Regions from separate parts of the Mus musculus genome. Here region 1 is linked to region 2. A link is a loop called in an ENCODE intact Hi-C map of the cell type or tissue named here. Cell type or tissue: left cerebral cortex. All regions are shown on one strand.

Region 1 (8,000 bases), 450 kb after region 2:
ACACGGAGTCATCTGCTCAATATTCTAACCACTGTCAGCTCAAACACCTGTACTTGAGAGGAGTCCTTTAAACTGCTTTTAATGTCATGTCTATCAAATTTTCCTTAAAGAGTGTTGCAGACACCATGAATACCATGGAATTGGAAGATTGTTGAATGGGGGGCTCTTGGCTCAGTCTCCTTGTGCCTTTCCTGATTCAATTTGTGCAGTTCACAAGAGTCAATTTCTTTGACAATGACATCTTCATTGCTACCCTAAAGGACTTCTGTATCACAATGCCAAACTGAGCCCTCTGACCATATAATTGTACCCAGCTCCTATAGAGCCTGTGATGATTGGACTTAGGGAGATTTCCCCACCTATGTATTGAAGTCATAAGCACACTCATTATTTATAATCTGCTTAAGTCATTTTTTGTAGTTGAACTTTGGCTACTTTGTGAGTTCTTTTCCCTTCCACTCTTGTTTGTTTGTTTGTTTGTTTGTTTGTTTGTTTGTTTGTTTGTTTGTTTGAGACCGGGTTTCTCTGTATAACCCTGGCTGTCCTGAAATTCACTTTGGAGACCAGGCTCTCCTCGAACTCTTAAATCTGCCTGCCTCAGCCTCCCACCACACCTGTCTTCCCTTCCACTCTTATCCAATCTTCCTACCCTCTAACCCTCTAACATAGGAGAGAAAAAAGGCTATAGGTGCTGATGTTCTCAGCAGATGACTTCCTGCTGATTAGGGATGTTGAGTTCTTTGGGGCCAGTTTGATATTTACCATCAGACCATCTAACTTCTTCTTGTTGTTGTTTCTTCTTTGTGCATGACTATTTAAGAAACTGTGACACACAGCAGCTAACCAACAACACATCCCTCCCTTGGCGTCTATCATTTATATACATTCTGCGTAGTTCCTAGAATTCTAAACATCACAGAATAGTCTAAATGATCTACGGCTTGAAAATGATGACCCTTCTAGAGTAAGAGGCAACTAATAATCTGCTGATGTGACCAATCATTATTAGCATCATATCACATACCTGGGGTTAAAACAGAAACATATCGCCATAATTTTCTGTGTTTTTAAAGAAATCAATATTCTCACAATTAATCTCCATTGTGACTAATGTCTGCTATGAATGTAGTTAGCATTTTTCTATGACCTTTGCCCTGGCTTCAGTAAATAGAAAGGATGTGCCTTCTGAGTTCTAAGAAATGAATGTCTATGGACTATAGTTTTGAGTATTGCTATATGTGACGGCAACACAATGTTCTGCAATGGAATCAGAGCAGTGTCTGACATTGATGAAGAACACAATGTGGCATGAGGTTAAGCGTCCTGTAGAGTGAGGAAAAGAGTTCTACATTTCAAATGTAGTTTCTGTCAAGACTGACTTGAAAAAAATTGCAGGATAAAATCTCAGCCCTAAAATGACAAATAGAATTAGAGGAAGAAGATCAGGACTTATTTAATCAGCTACAAGAATTAAAGAGCAGAAAGTTGTCTCAGAAGTGTGAAGCCACATGAAAAAATCCCCCAGGTCCTTGCATTCCTCAACACAGAGTCCAAAGACAGACCCTGCCCTCTGGCTTTGGAGAGGCTGAGGCATTCCCTGTATTAGAGATCACAGATGCTCAAGTGGTTACTTGGAGACATCACACAAGTTTCAATTCCCAAACCATTAAAGAATTAAAAAAATGCAGTGTCACTGTATGGTGTCACTGCTCCTTTTACTCTTGCAATCCTGGAACTGATATTCTGATTTTCTGGTTTTATTCATTGACTGATGACAACAGCAGGGAGGATTTTTGGTAATGCAGAGGCTGGGGTAGACTATGTGAAACAGATTAAGTTTGAAAATGTCAATCCTGCCTGCCAAGCAGCCATTAGACCCTACAGAAAGAAGACATGCCTCACTGGGTACATCTTACTCTGTTCTAACAAAGGGACCTCTTAACAACAGGGCTCAGCTATGGTGGCTCCCATGAAAGCCACTGATTGATAGCCATACAATCAGTAAGAGACTTCTTGGAAAGTAGAGACAAAAAGGCCTGTTTTAAGTGTGGCAAGCCTAGACATTTTGCAAAAGATTGCAGGGTAGGAAACCAGTCACCTCTGAGATGGCCCAGGAATCAGCCTGAGCTATGTATGGGTTCCAAACTCGGAAAACAATGGGCTAATAAGTGTAGATCCAAGACAGAAAAACAAGGGAAGACCCTTTTTCCTAATAAGGGAAATGGGAGCAGGGGCCAGCCCCAGGCCCCGAACCAACACAAGCCCAAACAGGTTTATGGGGTGGTCAGCTTCTTGCCAGCAAGCAACAACAACCCCTTTAAGAACTTAATCTAGCTACCCCAGAAATGGCAGGACTGGACCTCAGTTCCACCATCCACACAGTACCAACCACATCAATGGGATCTCAGTCCCTACCCACTGAAGCGTTGGACTGCTCTATTCAAATGTGTTTGGCCTGAGAGTAGGATTAAGCAGTGCTACCATGCAGGGACTACAGATTTTCCTGGTGTTATAGACAATGATTATCAAGGAGAGATTAAGGTAATGGCCAAGACAATATATAATATAGTCACCATCCCCACAAGAAGAAGGATTGCTCAACTATTGTTACTTCCATTGCTTCTTAGTAATCACAAATATGAGTCCTAAGAGAGGAGATCAAGGCTTTGGTTCCTCTGATGCATACTGAGTGCAACCTATAAATAACAAAAACCTGTGATGACAATATGGCTTGATAGAAAGGCATTCAGAGGCTTGGTTGATAAAGGGGCCAATGTGACTATTATAAACCAAAGTGATTGTCCCTCTACCTGGCCTCTGACACCAACCTTGAAAAATCTAAGGATTATTGGTCAAAGTCAAAATCCACAACAGAGTTCTAAGGTGCAGAAGTGAAAAGATAAAGAAGGAAATACGGGAAATATACAACCATATGTTATCCTTGGCCTTCTCATTAATCTCTGGGAAAGAGATCTGTTATCCCAGTTAGCATGTGTACCCACCATGATGTAATCATGGCTCAGATGAAAACTCTAGGTTTTCCCCAGGGAAAGGTTTAGGAAAAAAATGAAGATGGGATTACCTATCCCATTGAGGCCCATGGCAACACTGGAAAGATCAAGCTTGGAGTATTTTTGATGGGAGCTGTTGATTCATCTGCACCCTCATGGCATTGTGCCGATCCCATCACCTGGAAGGGAGACTCGCCCATCTGGGTGGATCAGTGGACCCTCACCACCAAAAAATTACAAGCTGCCCAATTACTAGTGCAGGAGCAAATATAGGCAGGGCATTTGGAACAGAGTAACTCTCCCTGGAATAACCCAATATTTGTCATCAAAAAAAAAAAAAATCAGGAAAGTGGAGATTGTTACAGGACTTGAGGGCTGTTAATGTGACAATGACCCTGATGGAAGCCTTGTAACCTCGGATGCCCACACCTGTGCCAATAACTTTGGGCTACTATAAAATAGTTATGGATTTAAAAGATTATTTCTTTACCATCCTCTTGCATCTTGAAGACAGAAAGTGCTTTGCTTTTAGTGTTCCTGCTGTAAACTTTAGAGGACCTATGAAAAGACATCAGTGGAAGGTATTACCTCTGGGTATGGCTAATAGCCCTACCTTGTGCCAAAAATTTGTGACCTCCAACATAGATGATGTTAGAACCATGTGGAAATAAATCTACGTGATTCATTACGTGGATCATATCTTAATAGCAGGAAAAGATGGAAGTCAGGTATTCCAGTGTTTTGATGATCCTAAAACAGCTTTTCAGACTGCAGGGTTACAAATAGCTACAGAACCCTTCCGGTCCACTCCAGCACCGGAGTTCCTTGCCCTCGGAGTCTCTGGACACCCGCAAGGACCCACACAGGATCCCCCATGGGATCTTAAGACCTCTGGTGAGTGGAACACAGCGTCTGCTCCAATCCAATCATGTGGGAACTGAGACTGCATTAACTAGGGAAGCAGATAACCCAACCTGATCAGGGGCACAAGTCCTATCCGGTTCACTCCAGCACCGGGGTTCCTTGCCCGCGGAGTCTCCAGACACCCTCAAGGACCCACACAGGATCCCCCATGGGATCTTAAGACCTCTGGTGAGTGGAACACAACTTCTGCCAGGAGGCAGATTCGAACACCAGATATCTGGACACCTTCCCTGCAAGAGGAGAGCTTGCCTGCAGAGAGTACTCTGACCATTGAAACTAAGGAGAGAGATAGTTTCCCAGGTATACTGATAGAGGCTAACATAATCACCTGAGGAACAGGCTCTAACCAGAGACAACTATAACAACTAGCTTCAGAGAATACCAGATGGTGAAAGGCAAACGTAAGAATCCTACTAACAGAAATCAAGACCACTCACCATCACATAAGTGGTTGCTCACAGTCAGCTATTGGATGGATCACAGGGCCCCCAATGGAGGAGCTAGAGAAAATATCCAATGAGCTAAAGAGATCTGCAACTCTGTAGGTGCAACAACATTATGAACAAACCAGTACCCTGGAGCTCTTGACTCTAGCTGCATATGTATCAAAAGATGGCCTAGTCGGCCATCGCTGGAAAGAGAGGCCCATTGGACATGCAAACTTTATATGCCCCAGTACAGGGGAACGTCAGGGCCAAAAAGTGGGAATGGGTGGGTAGGGGAGTGGGGGGGGGGGTATGGGGGACTTTTGGGATAGCATTGGAAATGTAACTAAGGAAAATACGTAATAAAAAATATTAAAAAAAAAAAGAAAAGAAATAGCTACAGAATAGGTACAGTTACAAGATCCCTATACTTGTTTAGGATTTCAGATTATTGGCCCACATATTATTTATTATTAATGGCCACTTTTAGAACTGATTCCCTTGAAATGCTTAATGATTTTCAAAAACTATTGGGAGATATCAATTCGATATGTCCATATTTAAAACTTATTAGAGAAGATTTGAAGCCTCAGTTTGCTATTTTCAAGGGAGATGCTGACCCTAAGTCTGACCAGACCCTAACAGAGGAGGGTCAGAAAGTTTGCAGAAGATTGAAAGTGCTATTTCATCCCAATTTGTAACTCATATTAATTATTCTAAGCCTTTATATTTTCTGATTTTTAACACCAAATTTATTCCTACTGCAGAGTTTTTTGTTTTTTTGTTTTTGTTGTTTTTTTTTTTGTTATTTTTTGTTTTTTATTTTATTTTATTTGGCAAACAGCACACATATTTTGGGCTCATCTTTTCTCATATCCTAAGAAGGTCCTTTATTCATACTATGTGGCTGTAGCTGATATTATTATATTAGGCAGAGATAATAGTCAGAAATATTTGGAAAAGTCTGTGATGCCATAGTGCAACCCTATATAAGGCATCAGGTTGATTGGCTTATGCAAAATTCTGAACTTTGGCCTATCACATGTGCCTCCTTTGCTGGACAGCTTGATAATCATTATCTGCCAGACAAATTGGTTCAGTTTTGTAATCGCCATGAATTCATTTTTCCATCTTGCACCACACATGCACCTATAGAAGAAGCAGTGCTAGTTTTCCCTGATGTTTCCTCATCAGGAACAGCTGTTTATGCCTTTAATGGTCAAGTAATCTCCTTTGCTACATCGTCAATGTCAGACCAATTGGTTGAATTGCATGCTGTTATTGCTGTGTTCCAAGCGTTTCTGAATCAAGCCATTAATAATTACACAGATGCTCATATTTAGCTCAGTCTGCCCCTCTGCTAGAAATAGCTGTGCAAATAAAATATTCCCCAGAAGCAGCTGATCTCTTTTTAAAGTGCCAACAATTAATTTTGAGGAGAAAGTATAAATTTTTATAGGACATCTGAGAGCCCACAACAGACTACCAGGTTCCATCTCTGAGGAAAATACCAAAGCAGATCTAGCCACTCATGTAACTTTGGTGACTTCATCAGATCCACCAGCTAACCTGGATAAGACCATAAGAGTCCATGAGTTATATCACTTCAATTCCCAAACATTGAAGATCATGTTTAAAATTACCAGAGAACAAGCTAGGTAAATTGTCAAATAATATCAGTCATGTGTTGTTACACCTTTACCTCATTTGGGTGTAAATCCAACGGGCCTAATACCAAACAGCCTCTGGCAAATGGATGTTACTCGTTATAATGAATTTGGAAACCAAAAATATATACATGTATATGTAGATACATACATTGGTTTCATTTATGTGACATTACAAACTGGAGAAGCAGGCAAACATGTAATCACTTGTGCTTGCTACATACACTGTATTGGGTGTGCCTAAACAGATAAAGACTGACAATGGTCCACATTATACAAGCTCAAGTTTCTTCCAATTTTCTAAGAAATTGACAATGCTACATAAAACAGGTATTCTCTATAATCCACAGGGCCAAAGTATGGTAGAAAGGGCACATCAAACCATTAAACATCAATTTAGAAAAAAAGGGGAGGAATGGTACCCTACCAAGGGATCCCCCAGAAATATCCTTCATCACACACTCTTTATTTTAAATTTTTTAACTTTCGATTCTGAATGAAAATCTGTGGCAGATTGGTTTTGGCATCCTGATATCAAAAAGAATTTTGCAACAGTCCTCTGGAAAGACCCAAAAACCAGAACCTAGATTGGGCCAGACCCAGTGCTTATCTGAGGAAGAGGTTCTGTCTGCATATATTCCCAAACAGCAGATGCCACATGCTGGCAGCAAGAGAAACTGATTTAAACAAATATACAATAATAACAGATCCAGGGATGATAAGCCCCCTGAGAACCCTGTTTCTTCTTTGCAGGGAACATGAAGATTCTCTACATCCCAATGCTGCTACTGTTCCTCACAATTGCCTTTAAACAGGAATGGATCAACCAGAATATGCTATATAACCTGACTTGGAAAGTCCTCAGTGCTAAAGGAGACATCATCACCAGCACCTACAAGGTGGCTCAACTGGACTCTTGGTTCCCCGATTTATAATTTAGTGAGGTCCATGTCTTTGACTGCATAAAGTGGGGTCAATACTTTGATATCACTAGGTTTATCTGTGCCCTGCAGAAAAAGCTCTAAGAGAAAATGTAGAGGCCCTGGCTCAGCATACTGTGCTGGATGGTACTGTGTATCCACAGGCCACATTTGGTGGTCCCCACCTATTATCCACAGAAAAAAAATAGAATTTGTGTTGAAAACTCTCTGGCCATTCAGGGATATTCCTCCTGTAATGCAGGAAAATGAAGATACCCAGCCTACTTGTTCTCTTGTCTCCAGGGCCCATAGTGTTCAAGAAACTGATGGCTTTTGTATAACAGCAGATAGATGCTATTCAAATGAAACTCATACAGGTCTGTTATCATAGGCTAGCAGTAGGGAAAATAAGATATCTGTCAACAAGACAAACTAGGAGTAGCTCCTAACTTACATGTTAAGCCAGATAGTCAATGACGGGTAAAGAAACACCTCAAGACCCCTGCCCCTAATTTGGAAGCCTTACCAACCTAAGATAGGAGCTTAAACAAAAACGAGTTATTGAGTGTCCAGATATGGGAAAGGGAGACTTAGGGTCCAATTTAAGACAGGCACAGTTTCCGTAAAGTTTCCCAGTCTTCTCTTAAAAATAAAAAATAAAAAGGGGGACCTGTTGGGAGTTGACTCTTAGCAGAAAGCAGCTGTCATCTCTGCAGCCATCTTGGGCTATTTACTTACAAGTTGGTACTTTTCCACACTGATGAGAGACTTGTTTTCCTAGCATGATGTTTTTGCAAGCAGCCCACCACAGCTGAGCACATTCTGATAACATCTTGTGTTTCTCAGACACATTCTGGACTTGTGGTTAAGTGTCTCAAGCTGCACTCCCTAGCTTGTGCTTAAATACCCATAGTTGTCTTTCAATAAATGAGACTTGATCAAGCAGCCTATCTTGTCTCCATTCTTTGAGTCTCTAGCCCCTCTATTCCTACTCTCTCCCTTGCAGACTCCATTGTCTGACCCAAGGGCGGAGTCATAAAACAAAGTGACTAC
Region 2 (8,000 bases):
TGTTGGAGGCCACAAATTTTTGACACAAGGTAGGGCTATTAGCCATACCCAGAGGTAATACCTTCCACTGATATCTTTTCATAGGTCCTCTAAAGTTTACAGCAGGAACACTAAAGGCAAAGCACTTTCTGTCTTCAAGATACAAGAGGATGGTAAAGAAACAATCTTTTAAATCCATAACTATTTTATAGTAGACCAAAGGTATTGGCACAGGTGTGGGCATCCGAGGTTACAAGGCTTCCATCAGGATCGTTGTCACATTAACAGCCCTCAAGTCTTGTAACAATCTCTACTTTCCTGATTTTTTTCTTGATGACAAATATTGGATTATTCCAGGGAGAGTTACTCTGTTCCAAATGTCCTGCCTATATTTGCTCCTGCACTAGTAATTGGGCAGCTTGTAATTTTTTGGTGGTGAGGGTCCACTGATCCACTCAGATGGGCGAGTCTCCCTTCCAGGTGATGAGATCGGCACAATGCCATGAGGGTGCAGATGAATCAAGAGCTCCCATCAAAAATACTCCAAGCTTCATCTTCCTAGTGTTGCCATGGGCCTCAATGGGATAGGTAATCCCATCTTCATTTTTTTCCTAAACCTTTCCCTGGGGAAAACCTAGAGTTTTCATCTGAGCCATGATTACATCATGGTGGGTACACATGCTTACTGCGATAACAGATCTCTTTCCCAGAGATTAATGAGAAGGCCAAGGATAACATATGGTTGTATATTTCCTGTATTTCCTTCTTTATCTTTTCACTTCAGCACCTTAGAACTCTGTTGTGGATTTTGACTTTGACCAACAACCCTTAGATTTTTCAAGGTTGGTGTCAGAGGCCAGGTAGAGGGAAAATCACTTTGTTTTATAATAGTCACATTGGCCCCTTTATCAACCAAGCCTCTGAATGCCTTTCTATCAAGCCATATTGTCAGAACAGGTTTTTGTTATTTATAGGTTGCACTCAGTATGCATCAGAGGAACCAAAGCCTTGAACTCCTCTCTTAGGACTCATATTTGCGATTACTAAGAAGCAATGGAAGTAACAATAGTTGAGCAATCCTTCTTCTTGTGGGGATGGTGACTATATTATATATTGTCTTGGCCATCACCTTAATCTCTCCTTGATAATCACTGTCTATAACACCAGGAAAATCTGTAGTCCCTGCATGGTAGCACTGCTTAATCCTACTCTCAGGCCAAACACATTTGAATAGAGCAGTCCAATGCTTCAGTGGGTAGGGACTGAGATCCCATTGATGTGGTTGGTACTGTGTGGATGGTGGAACTGAGGTCCAGTCCTGCCGTTTCTGGGGTAGCTAGATTAAGTTCTTAAAGGGGTTGTTGTTGCTTGCTGGCAAGAAGCTGACCACCCCATAAACCTGTTTGGGCTTGTGTTGGTTCGGGGCCTGGGGCTGGCCCCTGCTCCCATTTCCCTTATTAGGAAAAAGGGTCTTCCCTTGTTTTTCTGTCTTGGATCTACACTTATTAGCCCAATGTTTTCCGAGTTTGGAACCCATACATAGCTCAGGCTGATTCCTGGGCCATCTCAGAGGTGACTGGTTTCCTACCCTGGAATCTTTTGCAAAAATGTCTAGGCTTGCCACACTTAAAACAGGCCTTTTTGTCTCTACTTTCCAAGAAGTCTCTTACTGAGTGTATGGCTATCAATCAGTGGCTTTCATGGGAGCCACCATAGCTGAGCCCTGCTGTTAAGAGGTCCCTTTGTTAGAACAGAGTAAGATGTACCCAGTGAGGCATGTCTTCTTTCTGTAGGGTCTAATGGCTGCTTGGCAGGCAGGATTGACATTTTCGAACATAAGCTGTTTCACATAATCTACCCTAGCCTCTGCATTACCAAAAATCCTCCCTGCTGTTGTCATCAGTCAATGAATAAAACCAGAAAATCAGAATATCAGTTCCAGGATTGCAAGAGTAAAAGGAGCAGTGACACCATACAGTGACACTGCATTTTTTAATTCTTTAATGGTTTGGGAATTGAAACTTGTGTGATGTCTCCAAGTAACCACTTGAGCATCTGTGATCTCTAATACAGGGAATGCCTCAGCCTCTCCCTCATCTGGTTGGTCTGTATCTCAACCAAAGCCAGAGGGCAGGGTCTGTCTTTGGACTCTGTTGAGGAATGCAAGGACCTGGGGGATTTTTTCATGTGGCTTCACACTTCTGAGACAACTTTCTGCTCTTTAATTCTTGTAGCTGATTAAATAAGTCCTGATGTTCTTCCTCTAATTCCATTTGTCATTTTAGGGCTGAGATTTTATCCTGCAATATTTTTTCAAGTCAGTCTTGACAGAAACTACATTTGAAATGTAGAACTCTTTTCCTCACTCTACAGGACACTTAACCTCATGCCACATTGTGTTCCTCATCAATGTCAGACACTGGTCGGATTCCATTGCAGAACATTGTGTTGCCGTCACATATAGCAATACTCAAAACTATAGTCCATAGACATTCATTTCTTAGAACTCAGAAGGCACATCCTTTCTATTTACTGACAGCCAGGGCAAAGGTCATAGAAAAATGCTAACTACATTCATAGCAGACATTAGTCACAATGGAGATTAATTGTGAGAATATTGATTTCTTTAAAAACACAGAAAATTATGGCAATATGTTTCTGTTTTAACCCCAGGTATGTGATATCATGCTATTAATGATTGGTCACATCAGCATATTATTGGTTGCCTCTTATTCTAGAAGGGTCATCATTTTGCAAGCCATAGATCATTTGGACTATTCTGTGATGTTTAGAATTCTAGGAACTACGCAGAATGTATATAAATGATAGACACCAAGAGAGGGACGGGTTGTTGGTTAGCTGCTGTGTGTCACAGTTTCTTAAATAGTCATGCACAAAGAAGGAACAACAAGAAGAAGAAGTTAGATGTTTTAATGGTAAATATCAAACTGGCCCCAAGGAACTCAACATCCCTAATCAGCAGGAAGTCATCTGCTGAGAACATCAGCACCTATAGCCTTTTTTCTCTCCTATATTAGAGGGTAGGAAGATTGGATAAGAGTGGAAGGGAAGAAGGGCATGGTGGGAGGCAGAGGCAGGGCGGATTTCTGAGTTCGAGGCCAGCCTGGTCTACAAAGTGAATTTCAGGACAGCCAGGGTTATACAGAGAAACCCTGCCTCAAAAAACAAACAAACAAACAAACAAACAAACAAACAAATAGACAGACAAAAAAGAGTGGAAGGGAAAAGAACTCACAAAGTAGCCAAAGTTCAGCTACACAAAATGACTTGAGCAGATTATAAATAATGAGTGTGCTTATGACTTCAATACATAGGTGGGGAAATCTCCCTAAGTCCAATCATCACAGGCTCTATAGGAGCTGGGTACAATTATATGGTCAGAGGGCTCAGTTTGGCATTGTGATACAGAAGTCCTTTAGGGTAGCAATGAAGATGTCATTGTCAAAGAAATTGACTCTTGTGAACTGCACAAATTGAATCAGGAAAGGCACAAGGAGACTGAGTCAAGAACCCCCATTCAACAATCTTCTAATTCCATGGTATTCATGGTGTCTACAATACTCTTTAAGGAAAATTTGATAGACATGACATTAAAAGCAGTTTAAAGGTCTCCTCTCAAGTACAGGTGTTTGAGCTGACAGTGGTTAGAATATTGAGCAGATGACTCTGTGTATGAATGTAAAAGCTTGATGAGAGGGCTCAAAATGATCTCTAAGGGGGTCCTCGGGTACCTAGGGAAAGAACAAGAGATTAGTTTTCACATGGCAATGTGATTGACCTACTCCCACTCTTCAGTGACAATCAGGCACCCAGAGGTGCCCATTAAGATAAATGGGCCCTCAAGAAAATGGAATATGGGACCCATATGACCATAGTTCATGGTGCCTTCTGTGGTGTCATTTACTCGTTATCACAGCCTGTGCAGCAATTCATTCTTCACACCAATCCCTGAATCTCAAACCCAGTTTTTGAAGTTTCCCATACTCAGCTCATTCAAAGGCTCAAAAATAAGCATTTTACTTATAGGGATCAGCACAGATTGTGGCCTGTCCTTCCAGATCTGGGCCACTGTACAGATGTAAGTACTCCCAATGCCATGCCCTCTTCTCTTTTCTATTTCTTCCCATTAGATTGCATAAGGAGTCCTGTGCTATCTTGTTTCTACATTGTCAATGAATCAATTGACATGTCCTCATGGAGGTGAGGGACTTACCTGATCTGAACAATCGTGACAGGTTCCTATTCTCAGAAGCTCGAGGCAGTCCCTCTGGATACAAAGTCCTGACTATGGTTAAAGTACCTTTAACCAGGGGCCAGGCCTAACATCAGAACATTAGCCCTACAGATGGTTTTGTGTAGCTTCCCTAGGTTCCCCAGAAGTTAGGGTTGTTAGGGAAAAGATCAGCCAGCACAGTAGGTAGAAAAGGAAATTGTGGCTGGGTGGTGAGCATGATGTGATAGCCCATACATTTAATTCCATCACTCTGGAAGCAGAAGTAGGCGAATCCATGTGTCCCTGTGTCTTTGAGGCAAACCATATGGACATAGGAAATTCTAGACTATCCAGGACTTTGTTGGGGTAAAAAAATTGTTGGCTCCAATGACTCTTTTGTAATCATTTCTCTTGTCACCCCTTTGCATCTGTACCACCATCACAAAAGCTCATCAGAGTTGAATTTTCCCATCTTATTTAATCTTCCATGAAACTTCTTTCTCGATACTCATTAAACTAAAGCTCCATGGAAGAAGAGACAAACAAACATCCTAAAACCTGCAAGTATATCGGGGGACCATCTATGGATTCACAGAGTTCATTTATTTAATTTTAATTTCAATTTTGTTTTTGGCTTTTTGTTTTCAAGACCGAGTTTCTCTGTGTGACCCTGGACATCCCAGAACTCACTCTGTAGACCAGTCAGGCACAACTTACTCTGTAGACCAGTTTGGACAAGAACTCAAATATCTATGTGGTTCTACCAACCCAACCCCACCCTGAGTGTTGGGTTTAAAGGCCTGTGCCATCACTGTCAGGCTCACTTATTCTTTTTAATTTTATATTTAATTGCTTATTTCTGCACTTGGCTTCATATTTGATTTTGCAATAGAGTCTTACTCTGTAGATAATCTCGATTTGGACTCTCCTGGTTTGTCTTCCCAGAAAGAAGGATAACTATTATGAACCAACATAGAGCTGCCTAAATTTTATTCATGTATGCCCCTTATTGATCTGTGTATGATCCAGCCCAGTGTGTAATCTGCACCTGACAGTAATCAAAAGTATGAAAACTCAGACAACAAAGCTGAAACTATTTTATCAGATCTATAACCCTGTTCTGAAGTTCACAGCTGAGCTGGGCACTCTGTCAGTCAGAAGCTGTAGCAGCTCTGAGGAGGCTGAGGAGGGAGGATGATAAAGGATCAGTTCAAAGTCACCCTCAGCTACACAGCAAGCTTGAGAACAGCCTTCCTTGATGAACATCATTTATTCTAATCTTATGTAAAACTACACCAAGACAAATAGAGATGGTTTTCTAGTTTGTGTTTGTATGTTTTTGTTTTTAAATTTTTAGTGGTTATTTTATTTATTTACATTTCAAATGTTATCCCCCTTCCTGGTTTCCCCTTCACAAATCCCCTACCCCACCCCTCCCTCCTGCTTCTAAGAGGGTGTTCCTCCACCTACCCGCCTCTTGCCTCACCACCCTAGCATTCACCTATGCTGGAGCATAGAGCCTTGACAAGACCAAGGGTGTCACCTCCCATTGATACCAAGTCCATCCTCTGCTATATATGCAGCTGGAGCCATGGGACACTCTGGTGTATTCTTTGGTGAGTTGTTTAGTCCCTAGGAGCTTTTGGGAGACATTGAGGGTATCAGGTTAGTTGATATTGTTCTTCCTATGAAGTTGAAACCTCTCCAGCTCCTTCAGTCCTTCCCCCAATTCCTCCATTGAATTCCCAGTGTCAGTCTGATGGATAACTTCAAGTATTTGCACCTGTATTGGTAAGGCTCTGGCAGAGCCTCTCAGGAGACAGCTATATCAGGTATGCACTTCTTGCATCAGCAATAGAGTCTGGGTTTGGTGGTTGCTTATGGGATGGATCCCCAGGGGGGACAATCTTGGATGACCTTTCTTTCAGTCTCTGCTAAAGTCTTTGTCCCTGTATTTCCTTTAGACTGAACAAATTCTGGGTTAATATTATTGAGATGGGTAAGTGGCCCCAACCTTTAACCAGGGGCCAGGCCTAACATCAGAACATTAGCCCTACAGATGGTTTTGTGTAGCTTCCCTAGGTTCCCCAGAAGTTAGGGTTGTTAGGGAAAAGATCAGCCAGCACAGTAGGTAGAAAAGGAAATTGTGGCTGGGTGGTGAGCATGATGTGATAGCCCATACATTTAATTCCATCACTCTGGAAGCAGAAGTAGGCGAATCCATGTGTCCCTGTGTCTTTGAGGCAAACCATATGGACATAGGAAATTCTAGACTATCCAGGACTTTGTTGGGGTAAAAAAAAAAAAAATCCAAAATAACCCTAATGGCACTACATCAAAGACTTTCCTTGGAGGTCTTTTGGGGTTCAGGAATTCTTAGAGGCATAACAAATTTTCAGCAGCCACATGATGGCTCCCAGCTCCAGTTCTAGGGCTCTTCTAGGCTTCACAGCCTCCAGGCATTCATGTGGTACAGAGTGCATGCATGGTGAATTTCAGGTCAGTCAGGGATACATAACAAGTTTGTCACAAAATCAAGAAAATATTCCATTCATCTAAAAGTCTGAATCAAGATCATAACATATCAAGTGTATACACACTTAGCTACCAGAAATTGGCTGTAGGGAGTGTTGAGATCCTCCAACACCCCATGCAGCCTAGATATGTTGCTCAGGCTAGCTTAAAACTTCTTGGCTCAAGAAGTGACCTGACCCTCCAACCTTAGTTGAGCTGAATTCTTGGTAGCATCACCAAGAGCCTCATTTGGGACAAAGTGAACAGAAGAGTCTCAATGAAGTGAGCAACTCAACAGATGGGACAAAGAGCTTTCTATGCAAACCAGGCCAAGTATGACTTTAAGCTCCCAGACAGTGTCTTCTCTGGCTCTGTTTTAACACCTTACTACTCAGGCCTCCCCATTCACATCTGTGACTCTAAATGCAAACTGCTACTAGCTGATTAGACATTTGAGTGTCACCCAGCAATCGTCTTAAGGAGGTTTGTTTTTCCTTGTATTAAGTAATTTAAAGGGAAACTAAATTTCAAGGGTAAAATGCAAATGAATGTCAAAACGTTTGGGAAATCAGGCCACAAACACTGACATGTCCCAGTGAGTGAGCACTGCCTTAGGCCTTAGGGAAGAAAAAGACAGAACAAAGGATTTAGTCTATTTACCTAGACTTAAAAGTAAAACCAAACCAAGCCAAACTAAACCTAAATCAAAAACACTGGACATGGTGGTACTGGCCTGTAATCCTAATAATTGGGATTCAAAAGCTAGAGGAGTAGAATTTTAATGACAGCCTGAGCTACATATTGAGAGGCCAGCCTGTGTTATATGAAACCCTGTATCAAATACAGAACCAAGTATATGGCTTAGCAGGTAAAGACACTTTATGCTAAGCATGATTACTGAAGTTGGACTCACATGGTTAAAAAATTAAATTAAATTAAATTAAAAATATCACACACACAAACACACTCACACACCCAATCACACCAAAACAACAGCATCAATAACAACAGAAACACAAACCCAACCACTTCTCTTAAATAGAAATAAGGACTGAAAAAATTTCTTAGTGGTTAAAAGCACAATTTGCTCTTCCAAGAGGACCCAGATTAAGTTTCTACCACTCACATGGCTGCTCACAAATTTCTATAACTCTGATTCTAATAGAATTGACTCTCGCTTGTGCAGAAACAAATATATCACATAGAGATACATAGATGCAGGCAAAACACATAAAAAAGTGAAATAAATCTAAATAATAATTGCCGCAGACCC

What was found. Peaks named below come from ENCODE experiments on the same cell type or tissue, not always from the same donor. Only the 100,000 strongest peaks of a DNase experiment are listed, where the experiment ranks them.
Region 1: it touches region 2 in a loop (9-fold over the local background); 9 of 42 quality-filtered maps call a loop at or near these places.

Annotation. Positions count from the first base shown.
Region 1 is chr4:143,771,271-143,779,270 of GRCm38, reverse strand. No RefSeq gene overlaps it. Among named protein-coding and RNA genes, the nearest start is that of Pramel25, 14 kb to the left of the region's middle. In left cerebral cortex, no CTCF peak of the experiment used is centred here; no DNase peak of the experiment used is centred here.
Region 2 is chr4:144,220,031-144,228,030 of GRCm38, reverse strand. No RefSeq gene overlaps it. Among named protein-coding and RNA genes, the nearest start is that of Pramel29, 11 kb to the right of the region's middle. In left cerebral cortex, no CTCF peak of the experiment used is centred here; no DNase peak of the experiment used is centred here.